Regions from separate parts of the Homo sapiens genome. Here region 2 is linked to region 1. Evidence: chromatin contacts called from ENCODE Hi-C or POLR2A ChIA-PET data. All regions are on one chromosome and are shown on one strand. Each heading gives the region's core, a stretch centred on a gene start or an enhancer-like site at or near the end of the contact. The rest is flanking DNA. Distances are from core to core; before and after follow the strand shown. Region 1 holds the start of OR2I1 (olfactory receptor family 2 subfamily I member 1 (gene/pseudogene)). Region 2 holds the start of GABBR1 (gamma-aminobutyric acid type B receptor subunit 1).

What was found. A loop is a pair of places that touch in the nucleus more often than their neighbours do. ChIA-PET counts read pairs that join two places held with the same protein, here RNA polymerase II (POLR2A). Pooled maps may share reads with other maps.
Region 2: a pooled map shows a loop between it and region 1 (2.7-fold over the local background). The contact joins the promoter of GABBR1 here to the promoter of OR2I1 in region 1. A Hi-C loop is called at or near these places in 1 of 168 maps with a recorded cell type or tissue (B cell), 1 of 37 single-sample maps with no recorded cell type and 4 of 50 pooled maps. POLR2A ChIA-PET finds 5 or more read pairs at or near these places in 1 of 52 experiments (activated CD4-positive, alpha-beta T cell).

What each region holds. Positions count from the first base shown.
Region 1 is chr6:29,547,515-29,552,371 of GRCh38, reverse strand. It overlaps OR2I1 (olfactory receptor family 2 subfamily I member 1 (gene/pseudogene)), which reads right to left and starts at 1,965. Exons shown (of 2, transcript NM_001396058.1): 1 at 1,515-1,965. The coding sequence starts at 1,520.
Region 2 is chr6:29,630,845-29,635,701 of GRCh38, reverse strand. GABBR1 (gamma-aminobutyric acid type B receptor subunit 1) reads left to right here and starts at 2,519. Exons shown (of 23, transcript NM_001470.4): 1 at 2,519-2,852; 2 at 3,317-3,401; 3 at 4,103-4,306. The coding sequence starts at 3,317. It also overlaps the pseudogene SUMO2P1. RefSeq lists an enhancer at 4,209-4,710.

The DNA.
Region 1 (4,857 bases), core at 716-3,215:
ACTAGAATATCAGGACATCTTGGTTTTACCTACATAGCTCCCTTTAGCCAGTTATATGATATGGGGAAATCTTCATTTCCCTCTGTCTCAATTTTTTCATATGTAAATCAAGGAGTTTGAACTAGATGTCATCTAAGTTTCCTGTCCCAAATCCTTGGCTTTACTATCAAATATTAATCCAAAAATAAAATAAAAAGAGAACCCCAGGGAACAAAAGGAACCTCATTCTCCAAGGGTCTTGTTGAACCAAGTGTCTTAATGGTACAGAAACATATGGGTTATGTAATGGATGAAAGTTTACGTGATGGACAGAAATCTTTCTGCTGCATGACTCCTGACATAAATTATTATATGGATAACTTATTTTTCACATCATATTCACTGCTGTAAATTACAAAATCACAATAACCTAATTTTTCATTTTTCAGAGGGAAAAAACACTGCTCCCTACCAAAACATCCTGTTTGATTTTATGTTTCACTCATTTTATCCTCACTGGGCAGAATAAGCATTAATGTCATAATTAAGAACCAGGGCTCAGCAGCCAGACTGCCTGGGTTTGAGTCCTGGCTCTGCCATTTTCTAGCTGGAAAACCTTGGGTATGTTACTTAGCCTCTCTCTGCCTCAGTTTCCTCATATGAAAATAGAAATATGTTAAGTGGGCTAAATATGAAAAGCTGTTAGAACAAGGCCTGGCACATAGCAGTTGTTAACTGTCATCCTTTAATAAATGCTAACTATCGTCATATCTGTTTCCCAAATTAAGAAACAGGTTTTTAAGGGGTTCTTATGCTAGGCAGTGATACAACTGCTATGAACATTTACAGCTCTTTTCATTTATTAACTCTAATCTTAACTCACTTGAATATTAGGCAATAGCCTTATTTTATAGAGTATGTTAGGAGAGTAACTGAAGTTAAATTACTTGCCCAAGGCCACATTATTTGTAAATGCTTAATAGGTTTTCCACTTATATTTGACTAACTTCGAGGTCCTTCCTGTTTGATCAACCAGGATCCACTGTGCTAGAGACTGTGGAGTATGAAAGGACATGCAAAGTCTTACCTATATTTATAGATCATTTTATAATTTGGGGTCATATCAGAGATGAATAAAGTAGGAGAGGTGACATTCAGGCTTACAGACCAATGGTGGCTAGAGATGTTGAGTTACAAAAGGTCAAATTCTTTAATGCGGTGATTACACGGACACATAACTGTTCAGCCTGGCAAGCTCTAAACCATTCCTCTTCAAATATGCCACACCATGAAAACAGGCACACAATAATAAAACTGCACAGATAACATTCTTGTTACATGTATGCACAAATTCCCCAAAACATAGGCATGTGTGCACCTGTACACATAAACCCATCATCTCCCTCACACATCTAGAAGACAAATCTGTTGTGAAATATATAATATAATGTGTCATCAAACTTCACTTGGTATTTCAGAATGTGGCTCTCGGCACAAGACCATTTTGTTGTAGGGCACTGTAATACCCAACTTACCTTCATGACTAATCTTTGGCACTAATGTTTACACCTTGAGTTTCCAGATGATAGGTTGGTCTCTTGCTCCTGCTCTGGATTCTCTGGATTTGAAATGGAGTTGGGAGTATTTAATAAAAGATGCAATTGCATAGCTGTGTTGATTTCTGGAATGGATGCCTGGGATCAGAGCCAGGTATTTCAGGAAGAAGACGAGGGGTGGGTGTCATTGTGCTTGTAAATAGAGGAATAAAAAGAACGGGTAAGAAAGAACCTACATTTGTGAAATTTCAGGATCTAGGCAGAGGTGGTGATGTCTGTTCCTGGAGAACCTTGTAATGGGGTACAGACCAGACAAGGACCTGGGCCTTGTGCTGGTAGCAAATCAGCATTAGCTGGTGGTGGTAGCAAATATCCCTCCTGGATCTAAAGGACACAGTTAGAGAGGAGGAAGCATGCTGATGAGTGCTCTCACTAGAGAAAAAACAGGGGACTCAACGTTCCCTGTTATTTAGAAGAGAGGATGGAGCTCTGGGGAATAGATGTCCCACTCCTATCATTAGTACTTTGCATGAAGGTGTCCGGAGAGGAGTCCCCAAGAGTGGGGAAGAGGAAATTCTGGAGGGAAAGTCCCTTTAGGGTAGTGTGCCTCTGGCAGTGTATGAAGGCCAAAGGCAGCGTAATTCCCTCTCATTAATATTTCTACTATTCAATTGGAACTGGTTTAGAATTTCATTCTCTGATGGAGTGACCTTAAGCTAATTGTTTAACTTCAGTGACTCTCAATGTCATCATCTGTAAAACAAGGAAAATAACCCTTTCTGTCAGGAATTTTGTAGATTTGTTGAAGTCATTATTAGTTTTGAATGTAGCTTTGACTGTTATGTCATCAGCTTTGCTCCAAAGTCCACCTCCCCACTTGTGGCTCTCATCATTCTCTTTCCCTTTGCTCCTCCTTCGTCCTTGAAGATTTTTGTCCCTGATCCCCTCTCACTCTCTCCAGTACTGTGATGATTCTTGGTGAATTCAGTATCCTCATAGATTATCTTTCTATACTTTCCTCTCAGTTTCTTCCTCAGTGAGAGGTCCGCAAATTCATCGTGGCCCCTCACGCCCCTTGTATCTTCAGTTCTCTATCAAGCTTAGACTGTCTCGTCAATCACTATTACTCCTTTGCATACATCAATGTTCCTGCCCTTTTCACTTGTTACACTCTTTCAGCTAAATTGCTTTCCTATTTAAATCCAACTATAGTCCTACTCTCTCCCTATATTTGTTCAGCTGACTGTGGCCGAAGGAAAGCCAATAGCCACACTGAGAGGTTTCACTTTACATTCATGACCACTACTTTAAGAGGAAGGGGCTAATGTCATTGATAATCATATTTTCCTAGTCCACTCACTTTCCCCTCTCCTACGTAACTCATGCATACTTTCTGGTCTCCCCTCAAATCCCCAGTACTCCTCTCTCTCAAATAATATCATCTTTCTCAGATAAAAATTTTACTTCATTTTTTACTGAAAAAATGTAAAGCAATAAAAAGAGAAGTTCTTACTAACCCATCTGTTCACCTACTTGCATCTGTGCTCACATATGGGACTCCACCTTTTCTTCTGATACTGCTAGGAATATACTATTTTGCATCTGTCTGATGCCAGTACCCCCACTTGCCCACTATATTCCATCCCTTTCCACTTATTCAGGGACATTACTCTAATCTTTCCCCTCTTTCCTGTAATATAATTTGTCCTTCCAGTGGACCATCCCCATCAATACATAAACATACTTTGATTTCACTCATCAGAAAATAATCTTCTCTTGACTTCACTTCCCCCTAGCTACCATCCAAGTCCTTGAATTCTCTTTCGGGTTGGCTCCAACAAGGTTTCTGCACTGGAAACCTTTCATCGAAGGTCACAAACTGACCTCCACATTGATATAGTAGTTTTCAGTCCTCATGTTACTTGACCTGTTAGAAGCTTTTCAATAGAGTGGACTTAGCTTTCCTTTTTGGAACATGCCTTTCACTTCTGCTATGGACTGAATTGTGTCCCCCCCCAAAATTCATATGTTGAAAATCTAATCCTCAATGTGATGGTATTTGAAATGGGCATTTTAGGAGGTAATTATAGTTAAATGAGGTCACAAAGGTGAGGGCCAAATAGGATTAGTTTCCTTATAAAAGAGGAAAGGCCACGTGAGGAGGCAGCAAGTAGGGAGTTGTCTGCAAGCCAGGAGGAGAGCCATCACCAGGAACAAAATCAGCCAGCATCTTGATCTTGAACTTCCCAGCCTCCAGAACTGTGAGAAATCAACTTCTGTTGTTGAAGCCACCCAGTTTATGGTATTTTGTTATGGCAGTCTGAGCTGACTGACAGCTTCAAATCACCAAAGTCTCCCAGCTGCTCCTTCTTAATCTCCTTTATTGGTTTCTCCTCCTCCCTGCTGTGCCTAGGGTTCAGTCCTCTTTCCTTTTTTACATGCACTTCCGTCATCCAGTCTTATGACATTGTACACCATCTATATGCTGATGACTCCTAAATTTATATTTCCAGGCTGGATTTTTCTCCTAACCTCCAGATTCCTATGTCCAATTGTCTACCCACCAGCAGCTTTTGGTATCTAATACACATCTCAGATTTAACATGCCATAAACTGAGCTCCTTACTACCCACCCTCTCCCCCACAATGTGCTTCTTCTGTAGCCTTTCTCATCTCCCGTAATGAAAATCCATTCTTCTAGTTTCTCAGACAAAAATCTTGTGATACTGACTCTTCTTCATCTCACTCACATATAATCTACCCACAAATTCTATTGGCTCTACCTGCAAAAATATGTTGTGAAACTGACAAATCGTTATCACTGTTAGGACCACCACTCTGGTCTGTCCTTGTCAACATCTCTTGCTTGGATGATTGAAATAATCCTCTGGTTCTTCCCTTAACCTTTAGTATATTCTCAACATGGAAGCCAGAGTAACCCATTTATAACAACTCAGATCATACCACTTCTTATCTCAAAATCTTTCAGCAGTTTCCATGTTACTCAGAAAGAAAAAGCCTAGTCACAAGATCTAAAGATCAGTGCCCTCCACCTCAGTACTACTGACGATTTTGACTGGATCATCCTTTGTTGGGGGTGCTGTCCTGTGCATTGTAGGATGTTTAGCACCATCTCGGGGCTCTACCCACTAGGTGATAGTAGTGCATCCTCTCTAATTGTGACAATCAAAACCAGCTCCAGACATTGCCAAATGTCCCAGTGGGAGGCCTAATTAGCCACGGTGAGAACTGCTGCTTGACTTAATCAGAAAAAATAAACCTCCTGCAGCTAGCTTGGTGTCTGCCTAAACAGCCTCCTAGT
Region 2 (4,857 bases), core at 1,270-3,769, 83 kb before region 1:
TAACAACAACAACAAAAAAACAACAACATAAAAATCCTTGCATACCTTGTTCAATTGGAGAATTTTAATGTTTTTCATTTATCATTGTAAAACCAAGGACAATTTTATAACTTTTTTGTACTTAGCTGTTACATGCAGAGCAATCTGTCTTTAAGTAGGGATAAATTACTCTAAAACAAAAAAGAATCCTAGATAGTTTTCCCTTCAAGTCAAGCGTCTTGTTGTTTAAATAAACTTCTTGTTTAAAAAAAAAAAAAGTAAAAAAGAAAAGTTATGCAACAATTAATGGCCCAGAGGCAATCCTTGTTAACATTTTGATGCATCTTTTAGCTGTTTTTTTTTGTTTTTTTTTTTTGACTGAGTTTGACTCTTGTCACCCAGGCTGAAGTGCAATGGCATGGCATGATCTTGGCTCACTGCAACCTCCGCCTCCCGGGTTCAAGTGATTCTCCTGCCTCAGCCTCCTGAGTAGCTAGGATTACGGGCATGCACCACCATGCCTGGCTAATTTTGTATTTTTAGTAGAGTTGGGGCTTCTCCACGCTGGTCAGGCTGGTCTCGAACTCCCAACCTCAGGTGATAAGGGAAGGGGCACTATTGACATTTATGGTTGGGGCAGAGGTGTAAGATATTCTTCAAAGCACTACCTACATGTTGAAGAATTGTTCCTCACCCAGATTCTCAAAAGTCCCCCAGGACATTCACGTAGTGAAAACCTGTGTTTAATTATCTGAGCCTATAACTTAATACAGTTTTAAAATTTTTTTTTAAATATACAGTGAACTTTCTAGGAATGCAATTATAGTTGTGTGTAAAATTAGGGAAAATTAACTTTGCTACCAAGAGTTGTTCAACATTTTGTTAAATCACTTCATTGATGGCAACATGCTGGAGGTAGTTGAGTCACCAACTCAGCACCTGGATCAGCCTGTGTTGGTAGCAGTTTCATCCCCGTGGTTCTGTGAATAGGTGGAAGCATCTGCTTACTCCATCAGGACTTCTAGGGTAGTCGGGCCTTGGCACTCACACATTAAAATACTGTTTATGTTATTTTATTGCAAGTTACTTTTCTTTCATTTCCCCTTTACGTTACAGAAAGGGAAGCATTTTGCTTTCTGTTTAAAGTTGTGTATGTAGGTAGGTTATATCATCTATGACTTTCTCTCCCTCCTTCCCTTTCTTTTTGTTTGAGATGGAGTCTTGCTCTGTCACCCAGGCTGGAGTGCAGTGGTGCGATCTTGGCTCACTGCAACCTCTGCCTCCCGGGTTCAAGCGATTCTGGTGTCTCAGCTGGGATTACAGGCGCACACCATCACACCACGCTAATTTTTCTATTTTTAGTAGAGATGGGGTTTCGCCATGCTGGCCAGGCCAGGCTGGTCTCAAACTCCTGAGCTCAAGTGATCAGTCCGCCTCGGCCTCCCAAAGTTCTGGGATTTCAGGCGTGAGCCTCATCTATGAATCTCAATTTAGGACAGTAAAAGTGTCATTACAAAATATTTATTGTAAAAAAGGGTTGGAGGTTGAGAATCTCAATTCTAGTCAGTCTCTCAGTGTTTGGTTTCTTCCTACCATTTTTCCCCCTAGGACCAGCCAGAAAGCAGCTTTTTTTTTGTCCCCCCCAACAAGGAGCCCACTGTTTCCTCTCCCAGCCCAAACTCAGGCCTACGAACAACAACAGCACAACACACACACACACACACACACACACACACACACACACACACACACACACCCCTCCACTTCAAGGTATAGCCAAGAGCTTCTGGAGCCGTCAAAAAGGTCTGTACCTGCTGTCTTTAGAGCTTCCAGTTTGCCCTTGGTCAAGAAATACTGTTTGCTAGGCTCTGCTGGAGTACATCAGGTAATACTGGCTTCTAAACCACCCTGAGGTTCTTTTCTCTTGTCCTTTTACTCCCTTCGTACTTCAATTTCTCTCCTTGATGTCCCCCTCCCTGTTTTGTTTTTTGCCTCCAATCCGTTCTGCGCGTTCCCTGCAGAGCAGGCGAGTAGCAATGCTGCTGGACCATGGAGCTGCTCTAGTCTCCCAGAAATCTCTTCTACACCCAACCCTTCTTGCGCTTAGGTGGTCCTCAGTCCCCCTCCCCCACCTCCTTCTGACCCAGGCTTCTTTCTCGCCCTCCGGTCGCAGTTCTCCTGGGCATCTGCCTCTGCCTCTCTCCTCTCACCCGGATCTAGGGCTGCCTTCTCTTTGTGCAGCCGTCTTTCTCCACCTTCATCCCAGACTCCCTGTCTCAGCGCCAGCTCCTCTGCCTTTGGCTCGGGTTCCCTCTCCCCCACCCCAGCTTCCAGTTGTTTGGCCCGCAGGTCCCTCGGCAGTGACCGGCGCCCCCCGACGAGTGCGTGTGCACCAGGGCACCTCCCTCTCCCCCACCTCTCAGCCCCGCGCCTCTCCACCGCCCGCCCCACCGCGCTGTGGGCGGTCCAGGGCGGGGCTGGGATCCGGGGCGGCTCCCGGGGCTCGGGTTGTGGGAGGCGCCCTCTCCCCGGTCTTCCCCTCTCTTCCCCCCGCCCTGCCTTCCCTTGCACCCTCCTTCTTCCCTCCGCCCGGGAGCTCTCCCTGGTCCCCGGCGCCGCCTCCTTCCCTCCCGGCTCCCCGCTCCCCGCTCCCGTGGCTGCCGCCGCCCCGGGGAAGAAGAGACAGGGGTGGGGTTTGGGGGAAGCGAGAGAGGAGGGGAGAGACCCTGGCCAGGCTGGAGCCTGGATTCGAGGGGAGGAGGGACGGGAGGAGGAGAAAGGTGGAGGAGAAGGGAGGGGGGAGCGGGGAGGAGCGGCCGGGCCTGGGGCCTTGAGGCCCGGGGAGAGCCGGGGAGCCGGGCCCGCGCGCCGAGGTAAGAGCCAGGGCCCCGGGTTAGCAGGGCTCGGAGAGGGGGCGCGCGGCGTGGTGGGGGAGGGGGCAGTGGGCGCAGGGCCCAGCTGGGGGAAGCGGGGCTGGGGGAGAGGAGGAACCGCGGGGATGGAATCGGGGAGCGCTGAGGCGGCCGATGCCGGGAGCGTGGGTAAGCCAGGCTTCTGCGAGCCGCGGGGGCCGGGGGAGAGGAGGTGGTGAGAGGTGGAGTCCCGGGAGGGTTGGGGGCCGAGGGAGGCAGGAGGAGGGTGGGGACAGGCTTTCTCTCCTCCTCTCCCCCCACCCCGCGCGGGGCTCCGCCCCCGCCTCCTCCGCGGGGCGCTCTCTTGGTCCCCAGGCTGAGCCCGGTCGGAGCCTGCGAGGCAACCGGCAAGAGGTCGAGTAGTCTCCGGGTGCGGGCCGCGCCGGCGGGGCTCGGTCCAGTCCTCATGGCCGCCTCTCACTTAGATGTTGCTGCTGCTGCTACTGGCGCCACTCTTCCTCCGCCCCCCGGGCGCGGGCGGGGCGCAGACCCCCAACGCCACCTCAGAAGGTGCATCCTTCTTCGACGACCTCCGGCCCTCCTTCGCTCCACTTCCCTTTCCCTGCATCTCCTCATTTCTGGTCCTCATCACTATCCCATCAGTCCCACATATCATCCCGGTCTGGCAACCCCTTCTGCTCGGCCCGACTTTACTACTGCTGACCTCCTTCTGTCACCCCACGTTACTATCCAGCACCTCTTTTCTCTGCCCACATTGCTACACTATACCACCTTCCTGTGCATTTTCTCCGCCTCAATCCCCTTTCCCAGCCCCACATTACTACCTCAATTACTCCCTTTTCTTGGTCCCACTTTGCTGTCCAGATGATCTTATTAGCCTCCCTTTATCCTCCTATCCTAATTCAACTCGAATATCCTCATTTAGCCTTTTTTTTTAAAGAAAAGCTCCACCCACATATCATACCCTTCATGATTTCTTAATTACTTTTCTTTCTTACCTCCACCCAGCACCCTTCCCTCCCCACTTGTGGGTTCTCTCATCAGCTTTAACCCTGGCCCTTTACTCTCTGTCCTTTAGCCAGGGGATCTGTACCTGTCCCCACTCCCACCCTCTAGTGCCCCATCCCTCTTCCTCTGTCCCCAGCCTGCCCACAGACCACGCCCTACTCTCCCCTTCCTCCCACTGGGGAGCCTGCCTTTTCCTCTTTCCCACCATTCCTCTCTGTATGCCTCCCCGACTCACCCCTTAGGTTGCCAGATCATACACCCGCCCTGGGAAGGGGGCATCAGGTACCGGGGCCTGACTCGGGACCAGGTGAAGGCTATCAACTTCCTGCCAGTGGACTATGAGATTGAGTATGTGTGCCGGGGGGAGCGCGAGGTGGTGGGGCCCAAGGTCCGCAAGTGCCTGGCCAACGGCTCCTGGACAGATATGGACACACCCAGCCGCTGTGGTGAGTAGCCTCGGAAGCCCCTCCCCTCTTCAAGACTATTCCTTTTCCTGCCGCAAACTTAGCATTACTGCTTGCAAGTCAGCACTTTAAATCCAGTATACCAAAATTCACAAATACATTTATTGAATGACTACTACATAAGAGCAATTTTGCTCTGTGCGGTTGGAGGTAGTAGAGCTAGCAGCCTGCACAGTTCATTTCATCCTCCCTTCATTAGGCCACTGATCATTGGCCTATAACATTGATAATTCATCTTGTCAGTTATTCTCTTTGAGGATCATTAGTGGCAGATGATGACAAAAAAATTCTAAAATGATTTCATCACATTTTTGAATACCTCTGTCACCAACCCAGAGACCATATGCCCAAGAAACAAAAGCCAGTTTAATATTAATAGAAGCCAACTATAATAAGAAAAGCAAATCTGATTGTGCATCCAAAGTTATATACATCTACATATTTCAAAGCCAGAGAACCGCCCACTGTAGCTGACTTTGAAGAGATCCCATTTTGTGTGCTTATAGCCCCATCTTGGGTTCCTAAAATGGTAA